Regions from separate parts of the Homo sapiens genome. Here region 2 is linked to region 1. A link is an interaction called in ENCODE POLR2A ChIA-PET data of the cell type or tissue named here. Cell type or tissue: K562. All regions are shown on one strand. Each heading gives the region's core, and the rest is flanking DNA. Links, peaks and the distances in the headings are about the cores only.

Region 1 (4,393 bases), core at 228-4,227:
CTGGTCTCGAACTCCTGACCTCGTGATCTGCCTGCCCCAGCCTCCCAAAGTGCTGGGATTACAGGCATGAGCCACCACGCCCGGCCTCTTTTTATTTATTTATTTATTTATTTATTTTAGATGGAATCTTGCTCTGTTGCCCAGGCTGGAGTACAATGGCGCCATCTCGGCTCACTGCAACCTCCACCTCCCAGGTTCAAGCAATTCTCCTGCCTCAGCCTCCCAAGGAACTGGAATTACAGGCGCATGCCTATTTCAAGTAAAACTATGATCAAATAAATGTGCATGCCTTTTCTATTAATCTGCCTTTTGTCAGTGATTTTCAGCAAACTTTCAGAGGGCAATGGGGAAGTTTTCCCTTCGCTTTTACATCCCAAACCAAATTTATAGTTATACCTCTTATATTTAGGTCAATTATCTTTCTTGATTTTTATGTATGATGTAAAATGACTAAACGTATATTTTTTTACATGAGGATATCCAATTATTCCAGCACCATTTGTTGAAAAACCTATCCTTTCTCCACATTGAATTGCCTTGGCACATCTGTCAAAAATCCATTGGTAATGGGCTCAGGTGATCCTCCCGTCTCAGCCTCCCAAGTAGCTGGGACTACAGAGATCACTTGAGCCCATTAAAAAAAAAATCCAATGATGGTGGGCCCGGTGGCTCACACCTGTAATCCCAGCACTTTGAGAGGTTGACGCAAGAGGATTGCTTGAGCCCAGGAGTTCAAGACTAGCCTGATCAACATAGGGAGACCCCATTTCTATAAAAATATTTTAAAATTAGCCAGTGTTGTGTTGCACATCTGTAGTTCCACCTACTCAGGAGGCTGAGGTGGGAGGATCGTTTGAGCCTGGGAGGTCGAGGCTGCAGTGAGCCATGATCTTACCACTGCATTCCAGCCTGGGCAATAGAGTGAGAGACCCTGTCTGAAAAAAAAAAATCCACTGACCAAAAACATAAGGGTTTATTTCTAGAATCTCTATTCTGTTTGATGGGTCTATATGTCTACTTTTATGCTATGACCACAGTGTCTTGATAAATGTAGTAGCTGTAACATTGTGAAATACATAATATATAAATCATTTCCTAGCATACAACTCCTAAAACCCTTAGAAACACCAAAGTGATGTCTTATTGTATGTTAATGCATTGACAGCCCCCCAGGTAGCTTCAGGATGGGGCTGTCACCATAAAGACCAAGGGAGGATTACAGGGTTGGGACTTTCAGGCCTACCTCCTCTGGAGAGGGTTGAGGGACTGAAGGTTATGTTGATCACCAATGGCCAGTGGTTTAAACAATCATGGCTATGTAATGAAGCCTCCATAATAACCTCAAGGACAGGGTTCAGAGAGCTTCTAGATAGCAAAACCTATGGAGGTTCTGGAGGGTGGCACACTCCAGGAGGGCATGAAAGCTCCATACCCCTTCCCACATGCCTCACCCTAGGCACCTCCTCATCACTTTCCTTTGTAATATCCTTAAGAATAAACCAGTAAATTTAAGTAGGTGTTTCCCTGAGTTCTGTGAGCTGTTCTAGCAAATTAATTGTGTGGTGACAGCAGTTATGTAAATGGAACCCAAAGAGGTGATTGTGGGGGCCCCAACTTGAAGCTGGTGGGTCAGAAGTTTTGGTGGCCAGGGCTTACCTCCAGAATGCCTCCAGATGCACCTAGCATCTGAGAGGTTGTAGGCAGTCTTATAGGCTTGAGCCCTCAACCTGTGGGGTCTGACACTATCTGTCAGGAAAAATCCCCACACATTTGGTCACAGAAGTCTTCTGTGTTGATTGCTGTCGTGGTGTGAGGGCAGATGGAAAAGTTTGTTTTTTCCCCCTTAGTAGTTGTATAGTACGCTCTGAAACTGGGATGAATTTTGTTCTTTGTTCTTTTTCAAGATTGTTTTGACCATTCTCAATTCTTCTTTTAGTATAAATTGCAGAATCAGTTTGTCAATTGTTCAGAACAACTCTGCTGCAAATGTGATAGGTGCTGCATTGAACCTATAGATCAATTTGAAGAGTTCTGCAATCTTAAAATTTTGAGCTTCAACTCCATTAATGCAGAGTGTCCCTGCATTTATTTAGATTTTTAAAAATTTCTTTCTGGAATGGTTGTAGTTTTCAGTGTACAAGTCTCACATTTATTTCGTTAAATTTATCTCAAATATTTTATTGTTGCTATGGTTTGAATTTGTTCCCCCAAAATCATGTGTTGGAAACTTATTCCCAATGCAAGTTTGGGGAGGTGGGGCCTAATGAGAGATGATAAGGCCATGTGGGTACAGTGAATGGATTAATGCTGTTGGCACGGCAGTGGGTTTGTTACAAAAGGAGGGAATTCAACCCCTTTTACTTTCACTTTCACTTTCTCTCTCTCACTCTCTTACCTTCCACCATGGGATGACATAGCGAGAAGTTCCTCACTAGATGCCAGAAACTTAATACTGGACTTCCCACCTTCCAGAACTGTGAACTGCAGTTTATCAATATTTTTCTGCATGGATTATGGTTTTTGTGTTATGTCTAAGAATTCTGTACCTAACCCAGATCATGAAGATTTTCTCCTGTGTTTGCTTCTAAAATTTTTACAGGTTTGTGCTCTACTTTCAGCTCTATAATCCTTTCTGAGTTAATCTATGTGTAAAGTGTGAAGTATTGGTCAAAGATCATTTTTAATACATGTCTAAATGCTCCAATACCATCTGTTGAAAAGACTATGCTTTCTCTATTGAATTGTTTTTGCACCCACGTTTAAAATTTTTTAACTAGTCATATTTCTGTGGGTCCATTCTTGACTATTTTGTTCCACTGATGTGTATTTCTATACCTCCACCAATACCACAGTCTTGATTACTGTATCTTTAGAGTCTTAAATTGTGTAAAGTGAGTCAAAGCTTTTTCTAGTTTTGTGAAAACTTGTTTTAGCTATTCCAGTTCCTTTGCCTTGGATAACACTTTAGAATCCACTTATCTACATCTACAAAACAATCCTTCCAGAATTTTGACTGATATTTTGTTAAATCTAAAGATCAATTTATGGAGAACTGACATCTTGACTATGGTGAATCTTCCCATTCATGAATATGACATGTCTCTCCATTTATTTAGGTCTTTTATTACTTTCATCAGCATTTTATAGTTCTCAGTGTACAGGTACTATGCATGTTTTGATTTATACCTAAGGATTTCATTATTTTATGAACTATTGCAAATGACAGTTTTTAATCTCAGCTTTCAATTGTACATTGCTAGTGTGTAGAAACAATTTTTGTATGTGGCCTTGGGTCCTATAATCTTGCTAAACTCACTTATTAGTTATTAGATTTTGTTGTTGTTGTTGTTGTTGTTGTTTTCTTTTTGAAACAGTCTTGCTCTGTCACCCAAGCTGGAGTGCAGTGGTGCAATCTCAGCCCACTGCAACCTCCACCTTCTGGGTTCAAGCAATTCTCCTGCCTCAGCCTCCCAAATAGCTGGGACTACAGGCATGCACTTTAATGCCTGGCTAATTTTTGTAATTTTATCCAGATGGGGTTTCACCATGTTGCCCAGGCTGGTCTGAACTCCCAGCCTTATGTGATCCACCTGCCTCGGGCTCCCAAAGTGCTGGGATTACAGGCATTGAGCCACCACGCCTGGCCAGGGATTTGCTTTTTATAGCTTCCTTTGTATGTTCTACATATTCAATCATGTCCTTTGTAAACAGAGACAGTTACAGTCTTTCCTTTACAATCTGTATGATTTTTATTTCCTTTTTTTGATTTATTGCACTGGCCAGGATTGCCAGTCCTATGTTAAATAAGAGTAGTGACAGCAGATATCCTAACCTTGTTTTCATCTTATAGGGAAAATATTCAGTCTTTCACCATTAAGTATGAGGTTAACTGTAGGTTTTTCATAGTTGGCCTCTATGTGGTTGAGGAACTTCCCTTCTACTAGCTTGCCAAGAGCTTGTATCATGAATGGATATTGTATATTGTCAAATGCTTTTTCTGCATCAGTTGGTATGATCAGGTGGTTTTTCCTCTTTGGTCTTTAATCTTCTTTAATGTAGATTACATTGATTGATTTCCAAACACTGAACCAGCCGTAACCCCATTTGATCATGATTCTATATTATTAATTCTATATATTGCTGGATTTTATTCGCTAATATTCTATTCAAGATTTTTGCTTCTATGCTCATAAGGAATATTGGTCAGCTTTCTTTTATTGTCCTGTCTTGTCCCATTTTGAATAAACACCCTATTCTTTTAAATGAAAACTTCTTAAATGAAATACATTACCAAAAATCCCATAATTATCATTACCATTTTGAAATATTTTATTCGTTTTCATATGTTAAAGTAGGTTTCCTCAATAAGACAAGCCAGTACCCAGGCTTTGTT
Region 2 (4,393 bases), core at 91-4,090, 320 kb after region 1:
AGATTGGAGTAGAACTTGGGAATGTCATAATTTCTAAATCAAAGATTAGTTCTCAATTGAAAAAATAAGAGGGAATGTAAGAGTTAAGCAGAAAGCAGAGTTTCCATTGTCAACTCTGTCCACCATGGGCATTTTAAACACGCAGATGCCCAGGGCCACACCTGGAGATGTCAGTGCAGGACAAGGGACTGGGCTGGGGAGCAGATGTCTCATGGTCTTTCCATTGAAAATAGTGACACAGAGCTGATATTTCCTTTCCTCTCCAGAATCAGATCTGAAGAGTATGACGATCTCCAGGTGCACAAGGGGAGGTGTGCTGACCAGGGCAGGGGAGGGCAGGTTCAGAATGGGCTGCAGGAAGAGGGGCATTCTGCCCCCCAAATTAAAACACCTCTTTTGCAAGTTCAGGAATGGGTGCAGCTGCCTTCTCTGAGAGGAAGAAATCAGTTGCAATTAAAAAAATATGCCACAGCATGGACACCCCTTTAAAAGGTCATGCTAAGTGAGAGAAGCCAAACGCAAAAGGCCACATATGATCTGATTCCATTTGCCTCAAGTGCTGAGAGAAGGACATCCACAGAGACGGAAAGTGGTGTCGCGATGGGGTCAGGGGCTGATGGAAGTGTCTGAAAACTGGATTGTGGTGAGCGTTGCTCAACTGCATGCATTAGCTAAAAATTATTGATTTACACCTAAAATGGATGAATTTTTTTTTTTTGAGACAGAGTTTCACTCTTGTTGCCCAGGCTGGAGTGCAATGGTGCTATCTCGGCTCACTACAACCTCCGCCTCCTGGGTTCAAGTGATTCTCCTGCCTCAGCCTCCCGAGTAGCTGGGATTACAGGCATGTGTCACCACGCCCGGCTAATTTTGTATTTTTAGTAGAGATGAGGTTTCTCCATGTTGGACAGGCTGGTCTTGAACTCCCAACCTCAGGTGATCCACCCGCCTTGGCTTCCCAAAGTGCTGGGATTACAGGCATGAGCCACTGTGCCCGGCCCAGTTTCTTTTCTTTTCTTTTTGAGATGGAGTTTCACTCTCATTGCCCAGGCTGGAGTGCAATGGCATGATTATTTGCTCACTGCAACCTCCACCTCCCAGGTTCAAGCGATTCTCCTGCCTCAGTCTCCCAAGTGGCTGGGATTACAGGCATGTGCCACCACACCCAGCTAATTTTGTATTTTCAGTAGAGATGGGGTTTCACCATATTGGCCAGGCTGGTCTCGAACTCCTAACCTCAGGTAATCCACCCGCCTCGGCCTCCCAAAGTACTGGGATTACAGGCGTGAGCCACCATGCCTGGCCAAAACTGGCGGAATTTTATGCGGGAGGGAGGTGAAGAAGCCCCCTCCCAGGAGCAGGTCAGGCGCAGGTGAGAAGTCCCAGCATGGCTGGCAGGGCCAGTGGGGAGGCTCCGTGGCCCAGCAGCTGGGTCTGCGGGGGGTTCTGCTGCCCCTTGACAGACCTTTCAGGAGGCTCAGCCTCGTCATCACCATAAGCTAGGGTGATGGCACTGCAGGCTGGCAGGCTACACTAGAGATGCAGCCCTCCTGGTGAGGAATGGGGTGACACCCTGCCCTCAACCAGGAGCAGAGGGCCCTGTCTGGGGGCTCCTAGTGTGGCCCCAGAGTGCCTAGGGGCCACAGAGTCCAGCAGCGTGTGGAGCCCATATGCACACTCAGCTTTCCTAGTGACAGGTGAAGCCAGCTGGACTTTCTGGGTCCAGCAGGTACTTGGATAACTTTTCTGTCTAGCTAGGAGGATTGCAAACGCACCAATGAGCACTCTGTAAAAACGCACCAATCAGCGCTCTGTGTCTAGCTAAAAGATTGTAAATGCACTAATCAGCACTCTGTAAAATGGACCAATCAGCACTCTGTAAAATGGACCATCAGCAGGATGTGGGCGGGGACAAATAAGGGAATACAAGCTGGCCACCCCTCCCAAACCTCTGCCTCAGCCTCCAGAGTAGCTGGGATCACAGGCATGTGCCACCATACCTGGCTAATATTTTTGTTGCTGTTGTAGAAATGGACTCTCCCTTTGTTGCCCAGACTGGTCTCAAACCCCTGGTCTCAAGTGATCCTCCCACCTCAGCCTCCCAAAGTGCTGAGATTACAGGTGTGAGCCACTGCGCTCAGCCATATAACAGTTATTAACCAGAAATTTCACATCCTTTTTTTTCTTACAAAGCATTCAAAATGCAGTGTGTATTTTACCCTCCAGCACATTTCCATTTGGGCCAGCCACGTTTCAAATGTCCATCAGCTGCCTGTGTCTCTTGGTCATGGTAGTGGACAGTTGTGGTGGTTCAGTCAGGCTGGTGGGAAAAATTTTAGTTATAATAGCTACAAACCTTCTTGGAAGGCCTCAGAGTTCGCATAACTTCAGTAATAAATCTGACTGAAGGCAGCCTAGTCCCCTTACCTTTAGTTAAATAAATTAGGGTAGAAACAAAGGAGTGTAGGGAGTTTATCTAACAAACTTGTTTAATCATGTGGTCTTAAGACTAACCTTTGTTATACTGAGGGTGCTTAATTGCTTTCTACTTGGGAGGTCCGCAATGTCAATTACCCTCTAGTGGTGTTGACTCAAGCCTTTGTCAATTAATCTTTACTGAATAAATGCGAGTCTCACTAGCTGTTCTGGCCGCAGTGGCAACTGTTTGCGGCACTTTGCATGTAGTCTGTAAGCTGCCCAGACGCTCAGCTGGACTGGCAAAGCAGAGTATCTGTGTATCAGTGTACTTTATTCATCCATCCTTGGGTCAGGGTCTGCGGGACAGACCCCCACAGCCGGTGCCCCCACGTGATGAACACTGGGAAGGAAGCAGAACGGACCCGAGAAAGGAAGGTGAAAAAGGAAACACGTGGTCAGTGAGTAATCAGTAAGTCATTGGTGCCCACTTGGGATTTCCAAGTTCGGGGGAGATTGTTCATGCTGAGATTTCATCATGGGACAACAGTTATCAGCTCAACAGAAACAGTATATAAAAGTGTTGAAACAGTTGCTAAAGGCTAGCAGACCATCAGTTTTGCAGGCTCAATTAAAGGACTTAATGCAAACTGTTGAATCCCAAAGCCCATGGTTCCCTGAAAAAGGCACACTAAACATGAAGCTGTGGGAACAAGTGGGGAGAAATATTTATTTATTTATTTATTTATTTATTTGAGATGGAGTTTCACTCTTGTTGCCCAGGCTGAAGTGCAATGGCACAATCTCGGCTCACCACAACCTCCGCCTCCCACGTTCAAGCGATTCTCCTGCGTCAGCCTCCCGAGTAGCTGGGATTACAGGCATGTGCCACCACGCCCAGCTAATTTTGTATTTTTAGCAGAGACGGGGTTGCTCCACATTGGTCAGGCTGGTCTCGAACTCCCGACCTCAGGTGATCCGCCCACCTCAGCCTCCCAAGGTGCTGGGATTATAGGAGTGAGCCACCGCGCCCGGCCTGTGGGGAGAAATCTTAAACAACATTATGCACAAGGGAAACAGGTCCCAGTAACAGCTTTAACGCTATGGGCTTTAATTAGAGCAGCCCTGCTTCCATTATACATGCAAGAGCCTAAAAAGGGGAAAGAGGAGGAACTGTCACCCACCTTATCGCCTTGTGTTCCCTCAGCCCCAGTATCACCGGGGCAAAATAACAAAGAGGAAAGGGAGGTTTCACCTGAGCCCCCTCCTCCAATAAGTAGGAAAAAAGACAAGAAACATGCTCCAGCTATGGGACCTTGTCTTAGGCAAGCGGCATTAAGAGGGCCCTTAGTCTGCCCGTAATGCAAGATCGGCAAGGCAATCAGCTACATAAGGTGTTAAGAAAAGGCATTAGAGGCCCGATCCCGGGGGCGGGGGCGGGGGCGGGGGCGGGGGGCGGGGAGCGGTGCGGCCGAGCTAGCAAGCATTAAGTAGAAGGGAAAGCTCCGCGGCCAGGAAGTTCGCGAAACCGAAGCCAGCAAGTGCTCCCGGGAACTCTGCACCGAGGGCGGCAGCTGCAGCAAAGAGCCAGGCCCGGCGCGGAAAAGTTAGCCTGTTAGGGCGGGGCAGGAGGCACGCGGGAAAGTCTGACTAGCCAGCGGCGCCCGTGGGAGGAAGTCTCACAGGCGAAAATCAGCACAGAAAAAAGGGGCGCCTTTGCAAGCGGTAACGCTGCCGCTGCCCCAGGACCCGCCTCCTCAGCTCTCCAGCTCCGCAGGCGGCCCACGGCAAAATTTCGAGTGCTCCTTGTAGAGGAGCGACATCCCAAAGTATAATTCTATGCTAAGATTTAAGTAAAATTTAAGATTTGAAAAACCTCTTTCTGATAATGGCCACTGTTCTCTTTCTCTTACCCCTAGCGTGACTCTCCAAATCCAATTTAAGCAAAACTAACCTCTAAAGGGGGAGAAATTACAAA

What was found. Peaks named below come from ENCODE experiments on the same cell type or tissue, not always from the same donor. Only the 100,000 strongest peaks of a DNase experiment are listed, where the experiment ranks them.
Region 2: POLR2A ChIA-PET joins it to region 1 with 5 read pairs; 1 of 35 experiments calls an interaction of 5 or more read pairs at or near these places.

Annotation. Positions count from the first base shown.
Region 1 is chr10:43,621,512-43,625,904 of GRCh38, reverse strand. No RefSeq gene overlaps it. Among named protein-coding and RNA genes, the nearest start is that of ZNF32-AS3, 5.1 kb to the left of the region's middle. In K562, for the core only: no CTCF peak of the experiment used is centred there; a DNase peak (open chromatin) is centred at 2,374.
Region 2 is chr10:43,304,526-43,308,918 of GRCh38, reverse strand. No RefSeq gene overlaps it. Among named protein-coding and RNA genes, the nearest start is that of LINC02633, 16 kb to the left of the region's middle. In K562, for the core only: no CTCF peak of the experiment used is centred there; a DNase peak (open chromatin) is centred at 4,039; H3K4me3 peaks cover 433 bases; H3K27me3 peaks cover 1,390 bases.